Linked DNA regions of Homo sapiens: all the other regions are linked to region 1. A link is a contact called in ENCODE Hi-C or POLR2A ChIA-PET data. All regions are on one chromosome and are shown on one strand. Each heading gives the region's core, a stretch centred on a gene start or an enhancer-like site at or near the end of the contact. The rest is flanking DNA. Distances are from core to core; before and after follow the strand shown. Region 1 holds the start of TRAK2 (trafficking kinesin protein 2). Region 2 holds the start of FZD7 (frizzled class receptor 7). Region 3 holds the start of BMPR2 (bone morphogenetic protein receptor type 2). Region 4 overlaps KIAA2012. Region 5 overlaps LINC01792 (long intergenic non-protein coding RNA 1792).

Region 1 (2,700 bases), core at 77-2,576:
GGGCGCATCTTCTAGAACACGGGTTTTGAGTTAATTTAGGCATTCAACAGAGGCCACTGTTACAGGGAATGCAAAAATGACCCGATGTAACTCTTTGTTGAGCTTTAAAATTACTGTAATTTTCAAAGTGATCTTGGGAACCCATAAAATCTTAACAAAGATCATAGCGACGCACAGTTCAGGAGAATTTTCCAAGCTTAGTGACTCATGCGTTCAACAAATCTTTACTGAGCGCCTACTGGGTGCCAGGCACCGTGCTAAGCAGGCGCCGTGTTACACATCCGTATCAAGTTTTGGGGAAAAGGTACTTGACAAAGACCCAGCAGGGAAAAACACAGCGTTGAATTGAAAAACCGAAGACAAAACGACACTCGAGTATTTAATTTTGTAAAAGGTTCCTTCCTAGTCCTGCTATGGGGGACTTTGCAGCGAACTTGCAGAAGGCGGCAGATAGAGCTGGGGTCTGAGGGTGTCTTCGATATGGCAACTCCCCAAGCCCGAGAGCGCGGCCAAAGGTGAGGGGTGCGGGGAGAGGGCGCCCGGGCGGCCTGGGCCCCGCGCACCTGGCACGGCCGGCACGGCCAACCCGGCAGGCACCACTGGGCGGGCTGCGAACCCGCGGCCCGGGCCCCGCTGAGCCCGAGCTGCACTGGCGCAGTGGCTGCTCGCCACCTCGGGCCGCATTCTTGCCACGGCTCCCGCCAGCCGCCGGTGCTCGGGCTGGAGGTGGGCTAGCGCGTTCTGGCCTCTGGCTTCCCGGGCGTGCGCGGACCAAGGCTCACTCCCTCACACGTCCCCCACCGGCCCCGACACCTTCCCTTCCCGGGCCTGCCTCCCGTCTTTACCCTAGCGGCGACCACGGCCAGCGACTCTCTTCAGGCTGCCAGCGGTGCGGACAGGGGCGGGCGCCAGAGCCCTGCTCGCGGAGGGGCGAGGCGAGCGCTCTAGGCCCGCTCCCGGCGCGGGGCGCGGGAGGGCGGCGAGGCCGCGACCGGGGCCGTGGGCTTGGAACTCTGCACCAGTCCCAGGCTACCCGCTGGGAACGCATTCGCCCCACCCGCGCCGGGGTCGCGGCCCCGCCTCCCTCCCCGGGGCTGGGCAGCGAGAAGGCGGGGCCTTCGAGCTTGAGGCGGGGCGGGCAGGAAACTACAATTCCCAGCAGGTCTTGCGCTGGGGCCGTGGAGGCCGCTGGGAGAGTGGCTCTCCTTTGGCTTCCCCAATTGTGTGGGGGCTGCCATTGACCCGGTGTCGCCGCAGAACCGAGGTCGCCGAGTGATGATGTTGTGAAGTCGCCCGCCTGTCCCTGCCACGCCCGGGCGGTTGCTGGCAGTGGGAGCAGCGGCAGCAGCTTCGGCTGCTGCTTTCAGGCTGCCGCTGCATTAGGGGCTTCCTGAGGAAGCGCGGGCGGACGACAGAGGATGCCGAACCACTCCAGTGAGTAAGCTGTCCGCGCAGAACCCGAACTTGCCCTTGACAACTTCCCCGGAAAGCGGAGGGACCTCCTCGTCCCAAGGTCCTCCGGTACCCGGAGGTCACGCGCGGACGTCGGAGCCGGAGGCTGGGTGCTGGAGGGCTGGGTCCGGGTCCCGCGGTGAGGCGTGGGTTGTTTCCTAAGTGTGGGTGCAAAGTAATGGGCGCTAGGCGCTGGCGTCGGTATTCAGCCCAGCTGCACATCTGAGGCTTGGCAGCTTCTCATAGCGCCTTATCCTCTGCCATACAGCATCCATCTGGAGCCCTGTCTTTTAGGATGAGTGGCTTTAGGGTCGGGCATTAAACCTTAAGCTTCAGTCGCCATCTGTGATGTAAGTGGGAGGAGAGGGTATTGGAAAGAGCTCTTTCTGGGTCAAATAGAGTTGGGCTTTTCTTGCAATTGATTTTGAGCCAGATGCCACATATCTTGAAAAAGAAAAACGGCTGACTTTAGTTTGAAGCGTAAATAATAGATATTCGCACATGTCCTTTTTAGTAGCAGCCCAAAAATTGAATTTCAACTTAAAAAAAAATCTGCGTCATAATAATAGGGATGTTACTTGCTCTTGCTCATGCACCTTTTGCTTAGACCTGCTGTTTCTACGTCAGAAAAAAAAAAAAAAAAGGTAACTTCACAGGATATTCATCAAGTTGATGGAATGGACCATAGGAACAAAAGGAACACTTTCAGTTCTTGGTCTCCGTAAATCTTCCCGACCTTTAGATCTTTGCTGTTGACTTGGAAGTCTGAGGTACAGTAGTCTCCAAATAGCAGGTTAATGGTGGTGACATGACACTTAAAAACAAATTGTGAAGGACATTTGGAGGTGAGAAAGGTCAGGGATGAAGACATTTTATCATCCTAGCAGTTATTCCAACTTTCTTTTCTTTTTTTTTTTTAAGACAGAGTCTCGCTCTGTCGCCAGGCTGGAGTGCAGTGGGGTGATCTCGGCTCACTGCAACCTCCGCCTCCCGGATTCAAGCGATTCTCCTGCCTCAGCCTGCAGAGTAGCTGGGACTACAGGCGCGCACCACCACGCCCAGCTAATTTTTGTGTTTTTAGTAGAGATGGGGTTTCACCATGTTGGCCAGGATGGTCTCGATCTCTTGACCTCATGATCCACCCGCTTTGGCCTCCCAAAGTGCTGGGATTACAGACGTGAGCCGCCACACCCAGCTCCAGTTTTCTATTTTTAAAATTAAGTAATGTCCAGCAAGTCTCAGACATTT
Region 2 (2,700 bases), core at 80-2,579, 580 kb before region 1:
TAGGCAGTGGGGCCGCCGCCTGGGCCCCCGGAGCCGTCCGACGTGTTCTGGCCCACGCAGATCTCGCCCGCACCGTGCACCGGGAAGTTCTCGCAGCGCAGCCGCTCGGGCCACTGGAAGCCGAACTTGTTCATGAGCGCCTCGCAGCCCTGGCGGGCGCGCTCGCACAGAGAACGACACGGCGGGATGGCCTGATCGAGCACGGTGCACACGGGCGCATACATGGAGCATAAGAAAAAGCGGAGTTCGGGAGAACACTGCACCTTCACCAGCGGGTAGAACTGGTGCACCTCGAGGCCCGCGTCCTCTTGGTTCGTGTGGCCCAGCAGGTTGGGCAGGATGGTCTGGTTGTAGGCGATGTCCGTGCACAGCGGGATGGAGATGGGCTGGCAGAAGCCGTGGTCCGGCACGGAGATGCCCTTCTCTCCGTGGTACGGCTGCGCCCCGGCGCCCGCGGACAGTGCGCCCAGCAGCGCCAGCACCAGGGCACAGAGGCCCAGGGACGAAAGCGGAGCGGCCGCGCCGGGGTCCCGCATCGCCGGCCGCGAGTGCAGCGGTGCTCTCAGCCTGAGGAGTGCGACGAGGCGGTTGGGAGAGGCTTGGATGCGGGGAGGCGCCGCCGCGCCCGACGCATGAGAGTCCTCACGGCGCCGGGGCCGGGCCGTGGGCGGCGTGGAGCAAAGGGCGCTGCCGCCTGGGTGCCCGCGCCGCGAAGGCGCCGCAGACGCCGCCGCCCTGCACTCGCAGGGCCGCCGGGGGCCCAAAACTCGTCAGCCTGGGTTGGGGGCGCCGAGGAGGGCCGCCTCGCTCTCCCCGCGGGGACGTAACGGTGCGGCTCCCTCCGCCGCGAGGAGCAACAAGCGGCTCCGGCACCCTTCAAAGTTTGCCCAAGACTCTGGACCCCCGGCGCACCGCAGCGCGCACGCCCCCCGCGCCTGGTCCGGTCCCCGCTAGGAGAACCCCTGCCGCCGCCGCTCGCTCGCCCCGGCCGCCGCCTCCGCGGTGCTGCCCCGCCTCCTGGCCTCGAGGCTCCGCTCGTCGCCGCCTCCTTCGCCTCCTCCTCCACACCCCGCTCCTTCTTCAGCCCCAAAAGCTCGGCCCCAAGTTTCAGCCAAACGGCCGGCTCTTGCTGAGTCCGATCTCGGCCCCGGAGTCGGGAGCACGGCGAGTTCTTTTTGGAAACCCAGTCACACTGCGTCCGAAACCGCGAGGCGCTCGTGCCCGCGGCCTGGCCCCGGCCCCTCCAGCCCCTCGCAGCCCCAGCAGCGAGTCCTGGCGCCCGCCGCCGCCGCCGCCGCCGCCGCCCGCCGGGAGTGAGCGCCGACTAACGCCTCGGAGTCGCGCTGGTCGCCAGAAGAAGCGTCGGGCTCGCGGGGTTCCGGGCCGGCCCGCCCCCTCCCGTCCCCTCCCGTCCCCTCCCCTCCCCTCCCCTCCCCCCCCATTCACAAACCACTCCGGGGGCGGCCCCAGGCCCCGGCGGCCCAATGGCGGCCTTTGTTTTTTCGGTGGCCGCCTTCGGATTGGGCGGAAGTCGGAAGGGGCGGGCGCGGGAGTGGCGGAGGCGGTGTCCGCGGCGCTCTGGGCGGATTCCTGAGGGGAGGGGCGGGGGACTGGGAGGGAAAAGTTCGGAAAAACTTTTACCCTGAATTCGCTCAGGGACGAAAACGCGCAGAAAGGGAATTTGCTTCAAAGATTTGTTCCTCTTCCTGGTGCACTCAGATGCGCATTCCTGAGCAGGGGCGCCTTCGCCAGCGGCGTTTGAGGGGAGCGAGGACCGCGCAGCGCCCCTTCGGGGAGAGACGTGACCAGGAGTCGCGTTAGGACTGCAAAGGCTGGCTCTGGCGGGGCTTTCGGGTCGCCGGGTCCTCAATGTGGGGTTTGGGACGGGACGAGAAGGGGGTGCGCCTTGCGGATCGCCTCTTTCCCCCCGGACCCAAAGAGTCCACGCGAGGCCACAGTCCCCTCTCCCCTCCCCCGAGTTATAAAAAGGAGGAGGGGCCGCCTCCGAGGAGAAACCCGAGTCGGGCGGAGGGGGCCGAGTGACGGCGGGAGGAAGGACCCCTCGGAGGAAGGGCCCGAAGCAGGGAGAGCGGGGAACCCGGGCTCAGGCCACCCCGCCCGCGCGCACGGCCTGGAGTCTGGGGAACTGGGGTGACTCTAGCGAGGTTTTAAGGAAACGAAGACGGCGTTGGGGAGACTGGTTCTAGAAGTAACCTGAGACCGAGCGCCCAGGAACACTCTGTACGACGCGCCGGGCGTCTCAGTGGCCCCGTGTGCCTTGGTTCTGCGGCGTGTGCCCTTTCGGGATCCCATCTTCGTTGCAGAAGCAACCATTTGATCCTCCATTTAGAATCTGCGTAGGAATGTTTTAATGCGTCTTAGAAACCAGGCTAATTAAAGAGTTTTCAAAACACAAAGCGGGGTTATCCTCGTTCTCGGGTAGCGTTTTCTGATTGGCAAACGTTCTTTTGTTCTCGGTTAAATCTTCGTCTTGAGCCAGGCGCTGGGCGCTCGCGCGCGCTCTCTGGTTACTCCTGCGGGGGTCATAAGTCACCAGGGGGCCTCTCCCCTCTCTCCGGGCTGCCAGGAATATCAGGAATTCCCATGCAGGAAAGTGACATGTTGAGAAGGAAAAGAAAAAAATCAATCAATCAATCTCTCCTCCTCCTCCTCTTTCCTCTGTCTCTCTCTCTCTCTCTC
Region 3 (2,700 bases), core at 1-2,500, 920 kb before region 1:
GGGACGTGCCGGCCGGAGCTACTCACCAGCCGCAGTGCTGACCAGCAGGATGGTCCATGGTAGCCAGGGCACCCGCCAGGGCCGCTGCAGCGAGGAAGTCATCCCTGGGCCAGCCAAGAATCAGGAGGGCAAAGAAAAGAAATATGGGAAGTAGACCGGCGGAGAAACAGCCGGGAGGCTCGTCTTCTCTCCCGTGGACTGATCCTGCCCGTATCACAATACAGTTTGAAAGGACAAATGGCTGATGAGAGGACCTAGCTGCAGAGCTTTCATGCCGCTGCAGAAATTCCCTTCATTTCTCTCCCTCGCGGCTGGGGGGGTTCCTTCGCCTCGGACGGGGTGCCGCGGCCCTCCAAACGGAAGGCATGTCTGTGGGGAAAGCAGGGAGCCAAGAAGAAATCCCCCAAATTATTTCCCTCGTAGTTTCACGATATCAAAAAAATATCCAGGTCTGGGAGAAAACATATCCAGGGTGCGGAGGGCGGGGATTCGATCCGGGGTCGGGGGGCGAGGGTCAGAACTAGTTCCCGACTGCCGGGAAGGACGAAGCCGGACGGGCGGCGGCGGCGCCCGGCAGCCCTAGTCGCATCGCCCGCGGCTCCGGGAAGGCAGGATTCCTTAAGTTTCGCTTCGGTGCTTCCTTCACTCTGATTTCGAAAACAACAAATCCTCTTCCTTGACTGGATCAAAAAAGGTGCCTGCCTCCATGGACAAGCTCACAGTCCCCACGCCTTCGCAGAACAACCGTGAGAGGGTTGGGGAGGCCCTGGCGAAGGCTGAGGAGAGGTAGGAGCGGGGGAGGGGAGGGGTCGCGGTCGCGGCCCCGGTCCGGGCTCCCCGAGACGGCAGGCGGAGTGGGTGTGAGAGGCTGCCCCTTCTAGTCCTCCCGGCGGCGCTCCCTTCCCTTCCTCGCTTTTTATTCCTGCGGCTCGATCTTGCCTGAGGTAAATTCCACCAAGAAAGCCTCCTCTTCTCCCGTCAATGGCTCCTGTGAGCGAATCACAACCCCCCGAGGAAGCCGCTGCTGCTGCCGCCGCCGCCGCCGCCGCCGCCGCCGCCGCCGCCTCGTTCTCCCGCAGCTCTGGGCTCCTGACGGAACTCGGGCGTCGCGGACCGAGGGCGGGGGGCGGCGGGAGGGCGGATGAAGGTAGCCGGGGAAGGGGGTGGGCAGGGAGGCGGCGAGACACCCTGCGTCCCTCCGGGAGGCACTTCCAGTGGCTCCGAGCAGACCAGACACAAAGGGGGGAGTCGCCGCAGCTGCCAGTCTGCGGCGCTCCCGGTCACCGGAGTCGCCCCGCCTCCGCCGCCGCCTCCGCCTCCTCCTCAGTCTCCGGCTCTTCCCGGCCCTGTCTGTCTCTAGCCTGTGGTGCAGAGCGGGCGGCGGCGGCGGCGGCGCCGGCGGCGGGATGAAGCCCGCACTGCGCCTGCGCGCTCACGGCCCCGCCCGGCCCCGCCCCTCGTTCGGGGCTGGCTGAGGGCTCCGAGGCCCCACCGCAGCGCGTCTCTCCGGTGAATGGCCGAGGGCTGGGTGGGGCTGCGGTGGGCAGCGGTGGCCTTTCTCCTTCACACACATACACATGCCTTCCAAATGTGCATGGCTTGGGATTCGCGTATTTGTTTAAGAGACGACGGCCACATCCTTTTGTTCGGCGTTCAGCAGACTCCTCCGAGTTCCGGGATTTCTCCCGACTGAGGCGTCTCCGTCTCAGTACTCTCGGAGGAAAGCCTCGAGGGGCAGAACTGCCCTCTGTTGTTTCACGGGGCTGGAACCTCCCTCTCCGCAGCCCAAAGAATCCGGATGGACCCGCCTTTCCCAGAACCGGAGACCTTGGCCTCCTCAGGCTCCCCTCTGACTCAAACAAAAGCCGGAATTGGAAAGACCACCCCTTTGATGTGTTCGCTGTAATCGACGTCCTGCTTTCCTCAACCGCCCATTCCCTTAGCCTTCTTAGTTGACAGGAATATTGAGTATTTGCAAGGATGCGAAGCCAGAAAAAAAAAAAAGACTTTTAATTCTATAAATCGTCCCGCTGCGTGCGCGCGTCTGTCCGTACAGCGCGGTGCCCACCCCGAGAGAGGGCCTGGATTCACCAAGGCTGGGGGCCTTGAGGGCTTTTTAGGGCACGTGAAAGGAAAATGGAGTTAGAGTTGTGTCGGGATAGAGAGTGGGATCATTTTGCACTCAAGGAATTGAGAAGATCCCGTTGGTACCGCAGTTTCCAAGGATTTGTGTAGTGCGTTTTTTGGATCTGGTTTGTACAAGCGACCAGTATAGGAGACGGGATCCCTCCCGCCCTTACACCCCGCTGCGGGGTCAGCCGACGTGGGTGGGATTTTGCTGGCGGCGAGGGGAGAAGGTGACGTGCGTGGCGCCATGATCGGAAGTCTGGACTGAATTCTTAGCTGCGAGGTGGAAAATGCGCGTGGGAGGGCGATCTTGAGGGGTGAAGTCTGGCCTTCCCATCTCCTACCAGGCAGGAGGGTTATGCTGAAGGCTGGTTTTGCTGGTCTTTCATTGTGGCTAAGGGCAGTTCCACAGATACAGTCATAGATAGACTCCTTAAGTCATGCTCTGCTTGCTTCTTCTAGTCCGCTGTTACCTCTTTATCTGAATTTGATGTAAATAAATCTCCACATTCCTTAAACTGGTTCTGTTATACTAAACATCTTCCATAATTAGGGGTTGTAGCAATACCAACC
Region 4 (2,700 bases), core at 24-2,523, 720 kb before region 1:
TGTTTACTATAGGTTTTTCATGGATACTCTTTGTCAAAATCAAGAAGCCCTCTTCTATTCTTAGTCTGATAAGTTTTAATTGGGAATGGGTGAATTTTATTTTTTTCCTTTTGCATCTATTGAGATGACCCTAAGGCTTTTCCCCACTAACCTCTTAGTGTGGATTATAAATATATTTTCATATGTTAGACCCTCTTTGAATTCTTGTGATAAACCAAATTCAGTTGTGTGTATTGTTAATACTTTTAAAAATATAAGCTTAAGAATTTGATTGGTTAATAGTTTATTTAGGAGTTTTGTATGTTTGATCATAAGTGAGATTGGTCTATAATTTTCCTTTTTTTATTTTATTTTTTGAGATGGAGTTTCGTTCTTGTTGCCCGGGCTGGAGTGCAATGGTGCTATCTTGGCTCACTGCAACCTCTGCCTCCCGGGTTCAAGCGATTCTCCTGCCTCAGCCTCCTGAGTAGCTGGGATTACAGGCACGTGCCACCACGCCCAGCTAATTTTGTATTTTTAGTAGAGACGGGGTTTCTCCATGTTGGTCAGGCTGGTCTCGAAGTCCCAGCCTCAGGTGATCCGCTCGCCTTGGCCTCCCATAGTGCTGGGATTACCGGCGTGAGTGACCAGGCCCGGCCTATAATTTTCCTTTCTTATGTTGTCCTTATCTCTAGTTTTAGCTGCTTTTGGGTTTTGACAAATTTAGGTCTCTTGTTAGAAATGAGCTTTTCTTCCTGGAAGGTGAAGAGAATTTTCAGAATCAAGGGACGACTGCTGTTCTCTGGGACTCTGGGGGACTTCCCGGGGGACTTCCCCAGTCTGGGCTGTGTAGGAGTAAACCAGAAACATTCTTAAGCGTGCACCACTTCCTACTTCCTCCTCTTCCAATATGAAGGAGAACTTTGAAATACTTCCCAGAGGAAAAATAGAGCAGTACCAGAGTTAGGTCATGTAGGTGCTAAGGACTAGCAGAATATTTTGCACCTAGTACTGCAGGCTGCAGATAGCAGGGCCTGGCAGTGTGCTGTGCCATGACTGTGCAGGCATCATACTGGGCAATGTGGGGAGCAAGGAGCCCCAGACCTTTGCATGGTGCCATCTTCCAGGCTGTAGATTCTGGTGAGTGGCACCACCAGGACTCCTGGGCACACACTTCTGGTCTCCCTGTTTTCTCCACAGTGTTAGGAGGAACTTTTCCAGCACTGGCTACTCCTCACTTCTTTGCACAGGTCAGGCAATCATTACACTTGCTCCTTCTGGAGCTGTTTATTCCTGAAGCTGGAAACTGCCCAAGGAAAAGTCTTCAAAACGAAACTGACCTGAACGGAACTGAACTGAACTAGATAACCACTAACACTGGGCAGACTCCAGTTACCCTGGTTTTAATAATTAGTTGTCATGCACGATTCTCTTGACTTGTAGGCCTCAGGTTTCTTCATCCATAATATAAAAGAACTTCTAGATCACCTCCAAGATTCATGCTGGCTTAAAAAACATACTGCCATAATTTCGTGATGTTTCCCTGACTTTTTACTATTTCCTCTCAGAAACACAGGGATGGCATCACAACTCAAAGATTCAAGGAGCATGGAGTCATAGAAACCTGGGTTCATCTCTCAGCTTCTCCACTTACTGGCTGTGTGCCCCTTGGGCAAGTTACCTAACCTCTTTGAGCCTCATTTTCCTCATCTGTGGAATAGAAACAATGCACTTTGCCTCATAAGGTTATAGTGAGGATAAAATAAGCTCAAAGTACATAAAGCACCTAGCATTACGTCTTGCTTCATAGTAAATGCCAAAAATGGCCAGGCGCGGTGGCTCACGCCTGTAATCCCAACAGTTTGGGAGGCCGACGCGGGCGTAAGCCCGCAAACAGCCTGGCGAAAACCCGTCTCTACTAAAAATACAAAAATTAGCAGGGCGTGGTGGCAGGCGCCTGCAATCCCAGCTACTCGAGAGGTTGAGGCGGCTGACTTGCTTGAACCTGGGAGGCGGAGGTTGCAGTGAGCCATCACGCCACTGCACTCAAGCCTGGGCAACAGAGTAAGACTCTGTCTCCAAAAAAAAAAAAAAAAAAAGTAAATGCCAAAAATTACTTCCCTTTTCTCCACCCCTAAGTGGAAAATTGGCCAAAATAAAACAGTATCAATTAAAAAGTCCAATTGTTTGGGTGGCACTCCAGGGGTTTGCCTGCCTCCCTGCCTTCTCCCCAGGGACTATGCGTGCCTGCTTTTCAGATGTTTAGACCTTCTAGCTCTGCCAGTCTCCATCTCGGGATGGAGTCCATAGGAGGCCCCAGCGTTAGAGACATCACAAGCCACCACAGAGAGGAAAAGAAAAGACTAAAGGAGGCGACACACTCGGAGAAGTGACCCTTCGGGGAGAGCCCGCCTGGGGTCTTGAGCTCACCAGCGAGGAGCTCCTTTTGTAAGGCCGGGACGACCTCGCGCAGCAGAGAGGCGCTAGGCAGAAGCCTCTCCGACGCCGCGGGGACCCGGAGCGGCGCTATTGAAGCCATAAACGCGGCAGGCCCCGAGAGAAGCTGCTCCCAGCGCGCCTGCTGCGGGGCCCCTGCCGCCGCGGAGGCGCAGATGCCGCACTGCTGGACCACTTTGGCCTCCCTCCCCGATTGGCCACACCTTTTTATTCCCTTTAAAAAAACTGCTTGAAGAATCTTTTCATTCATATTTCTCTAGTTGG
Region 5 (2,700 bases), core at 21-2,520, 740 kb after region 1:
CTCAGTCTCTCAAATTCACTTTCATCCAGTTTTATCATTTTGCTGGTTCCCTCATTGTCGAGTTAAATAAATCTTTGACATTTGCTTACTTAAGATTTGTATGAGAATCAAGTTTTTAATACAGTATTTAAAAAATACTTTGGCAATGGCCATATATAGCTGGTAGGTTTACAGGAGATTTTGATTTTCTTTTTATATTCTTCTGTATTTGTCGAATGTCCATTAAAGGACATGTTTTACTTTTATAAAAAGAAAGCACAAAAATGTCTGTATGTATATACACATGCATTCTATATTAATTTCTCAGGCTGTACTTTCCCTAACTCTATACCCAGTAACAGGCCAACCTCCCGAAGATGCATAAAGACACCTTTGCCGTTGACCAGGCAGACCCTGCATCCACAGGACATAGAGAGAAAGGTGCTCCCTGAACACTGATCTGGATAAGCATTGCTGGGTCAGTGCAGAGGCGTCCATTTCCCCAGTCTGCCGAGCTGGCCTAAAGCTGAGGACCTCTTAGTGGGAGCTGAGGACATGTGCCTGAAGAGGCAAGCCCTTGACTGATGGAAATTGGAGTCTGAGTTCCATGTGGGGGACTGGGAAGCACAGCAAGGTCTGAAATGGGAGACCCAGGGAAGGGCAGAGAGGACCAAAGGAGGAAGGGGGTCTACAGTGTGGGAAACAGCCTGGACGCAACAGCCGGGGGAGGAGGCCTGCTCTGGCCCCAGTGGCCCCTTGTAAGCAGGAAAGGCAGCTGGCTAGACCTCTTCTGTGTTATTCACTCTGATTTTATCCTTTATCTTCCCCTCCCAACCTCACCTCCTTTCTAACCCCAAAGCCATGCAGCTAATATGACTAAGATTGCTGGGCGTTTGCTTGGAAATGCAAATGAGAATTTCTGGTAGTTTCCTAGTTTCCTTGATCTCCTTTGTCAAGTTTATTGAGGGGAAAGGACTCTCGGTTAAAAAAAAAAAAAAAAGAAAATCCAGATTTTGAACACCAGCTCTCTTTAATGCCAACTTCCTGAGGAGCTGCCCAGCTCTGTAACAACCTGGAACAGAGGCGCCATCACAGACTTGGCTCTGACGGGCGGCACAGCAAGAAGCCTTGCTCGCGTGTGGGACGTGCCCGTTCTGGCCTGGAGAGAGGGCCCAGAGACACCACCTCGCCACCGCCACCTGATTACTCATTGTCACCAATGAGATGACAAGAACTGATGACGCATTTCCCTTTTGCTGCACTCTGACACCTCAGAGACCACAGCAGAGAAAAAGCTGCTTTTGTAAAACTGGAACATGAACTACGCGGACGCCCCAGAGGAGGTCTCTGCTGCCCTCTGTTGCTGGCTTCTTAGTAACCCTAACCATTTTTAAGAATACAGTATTTGGTTTCAGTAACTTTATTACATGAAAAGTATGCTCGGAGGAAAAAATGTGTCAAATTTAATCAGTCGTGGGTACTATCAACATTTTAAATTGTTGCCAATCTAATAGAGGAAAATGGTATCTCATTGCTGTTTTAATTTTCATTTTAAAAATTCTAAGTGAGGCTCAAAATAGTTTATTTTTCCAGTTTCCTGCCAGTGGGTATACTTTTCTTTTTTTGTTTTTTTAATCTTTTTTTATTGATTTAGAAAAGTTTTTGCTGTAAATGCGTTTCTTTTTATACTAATGCTTTTCTCTGTTATATAGTCAAATTTATCAGTCTTTTCTTTATAACTTCCGGCTTTCATGTTCCTTAGGCTATGGATTTTTTTAAATGCATGCATATATTTAGTATAGTTTTTAGTATTTAAAACTTTAATCAATCTGGAATTTATTTTTATTGTAAAGTGGGAAATAGAAGTACAGCTTTATGTTTCTTTGTTTTTAAAATGGCTTGCAAGTTGTACCAATATTCTTCCTTAAATGCTCCATTTTATGGCTTACTTGAAGTGCATTTTTGCTTCTAATGAGACCTGACTTTCTGGCCTATTTCAGGACTTTACATTGTTCTGTTGGTCTGTTTTTCTCCTCCTGTATCAGTACCTATAATGTGTAACTACTAGACATGTATTAATGTAATAGAATACATTTCAATATTATATAGGGCTAGTTTCCCCTCTTGACTATTCTTATTATACATTTTTTATCTTTCTAGATAAACTTTAAAATCAAGTTTTTAAAAGACACTGTTGATGTTTTGATTGGGAATGTGTTATATTTAATTTATAAGAGAAAATTGATACTGTTATATTTTGTGTCCTTGTAGCTAAGGCTTATGTCTTTCCCTTTTAAAATTTGTCTTTTTTTAAAGTTCACCAATAGATTTTAAAAGTTCTTTTCATGTTGGCCCTGCACATATTTTTGTTGATTTTATCCCTAGAGTTATTTTTTGGTTGTTACTATAAACGGGAACTGTTATTCCATTGTATTTTCTGATTATTGCTTGAATACAGCATTTCCACAGCTGATCCTTTCCTAAAAGCTGACACTATGACAGCAGTTGGAAATTAAAAAGGAAAGCCATGGCAAAAGACAGTCACAGCTCCACTTGGCTGTTCTGTTCTTTCAGAAAACGTAGTGACCTCGTATGAGTACATCCCCTGAGGTAGGGTCAAAAGAAAGTCTGTTAGGACACCTAAGAGTTTCTTGGAGATGTCAGGATATCCACCGGGGTTCTGAAGTAAAGATGCTGTCATTATTTTAATATAAATGATCA

What was found. A loop is a pair of places that touch in the nucleus more often than their neighbours do. ChIA-PET counts read pairs that join two places held with the same protein, here RNA polymerase II (POLR2A). Pooled maps may share reads with other maps.
Region 2: a loop to region 1 is called in a map of CD8-positive, alpha-beta T cell, with 16 times the contacts of the local background. The contact joins the promoter of FZD7 here to the promoter of TRAK2 in region 1. A Hi-C loop is called at or near these places in 6 of 168 maps with a recorded cell type or tissue (B cell, CD4-positive, alpha-beta T cell, CD4-positive, alpha-beta memory T cell and 2 more), 5 of 37 single-sample maps with no recorded cell type and 16 of 50 pooled maps.
Region 3: a loop to region 1 is called in a map of CD8-positive, alpha-beta T cell, with 6 times the contacts of the local background. The contact joins the promoter of BMPR2 here to the promoter of TRAK2 in region 1. A Hi-C loop is called at or near these places in 3 of 168 maps with a recorded cell type or tissue (CD8-positive, alpha-beta T cell and naive thymus-derived CD4-positive, alpha-beta T cell), 1 of 37 single-sample maps with no recorded cell type and 14 of 50 pooled maps. POLR2A ChIA-PET finds 5 or more read pairs at or near these places in 1 of 52 experiments (activated T-cell).
Region 4: a pooled map shows a loop between it and region 1 (2.5-fold over the local background). The contact joins the enhancer-like site here to the promoter of TRAK2 in region 1. A Hi-C loop is called at or near these places in 2 of 50 pooled maps. POLR2A ChIA-PET finds 5 or more read pairs at or near these places in 2 of 52 experiments (H1 and OCI-LY7).
Region 5: a loop to region 1 is called in a map of natural killer cell, with 6 times the contacts of the local background. The contact joins the enhancer-like site here to the promoter of TRAK2 in region 1. A Hi-C loop is called at or near these places in 1 of 168 maps with a recorded cell type or tissue (natural killer cell), 2 of 37 single-sample maps with no recorded cell type and 11 of 50 pooled maps. POLR2A ChIA-PET finds 5 or more read pairs at or near these places in 4 of 52 experiments (CD4-positive, alpha-beta T cell, activated CD4-positive, alpha-beta T cell, activated CD8-positive, alpha-beta memory T cell and 1 more).

What each region holds. Positions count from the first base shown.
Region 1 is chr2:201,450,084-201,452,783 of GRCh38, reverse strand. TRAK2 (trafficking kinesin protein 2) reads left to right here and starts at 1,326. Exons shown (of 16, transcript NM_015049.3): 1 at 1,326-1,434. It overlaps STRADB (STE20 related adaptor beta), which reads right to left and starts at 1,044. Exons shown (of 12, transcript NM_018571.6): 1 at 846-1,044. RefSeq lists a silencer at 474-1,153 and enhancers at 1,184-1,713, 1,117-1,971.
Region 2 is chr2:202,032,484-202,035,183 of GRCh38, reverse strand. It overlaps FZD7 (frizzled class receptor 7), which reads right to left and starts at 1,329. Exons shown (of 1, transcript NM_003507.2): 1 at 1-1,329. The coding sequence starts at 536. RefSeq lists enhancers at 288-407, 1-445 and silencers at 1,008-1,087, 1,198-1,747.
Region 3 is chr2:202,374,877-202,377,576 of GRCh38, reverse strand. It overlaps BMPR2 (bone morphogenetic protein receptor type 2), which reads right to left and starts at 1,250. Exons shown (of 13, transcript NM_001204.7): 1 at 27-1,250. The coding sequence starts at 102. RefSeq lists enhancers at 1-688, 1,843-2,132, 2,243-2,402 and silencers at 743-802, 873-932, 1,063-1,552, 1,703-1,752.
Region 4 is chr2:202,171,226-202,173,925 of GRCh38, reverse strand. The region is part of intron 15 of KIAA2012; the gene reads right to left. Among named protein-coding and RNA genes, the nearest start is that of KIAA2012-AS1, 56 kb to the right of the region's middle. RefSeq lists enhancers at 746-955, 2,208-2,700. Within about 2 kb of position 1,273, at least 2 of the 41 ENCODE cell types and tissues checked have a DNase peak (open chromatin) inside an H3K27ac peak, as active enhancers do.
Region 5 is chr2:200,711,766-200,714,465 of GRCh38, reverse strand. It overlaps LINC01792 (long intergenic non-protein coding RNA 1792), which reads left to right. Exons shown (of 3, transcript NR_037886.1): 3 at 336-2,161. It also overlaps the pseudogene AOX3P-AOX2P and the pseudogene AOX3P. Among named protein-coding and RNA genes, the nearest start is that of LINC01792, 22 kb to the left of the region's middle. RefSeq lists an enhancer at 1,072-1,351. Within about 2 kb of position 1,270, at least 35 of the 41 ENCODE cell types and tissues checked have a DNase peak (open chromatin) inside an H3K27ac peak, as active enhancers do; they include CD4-positive, alpha-beta T cell and natural killer cell, where a contact is called at or near this core.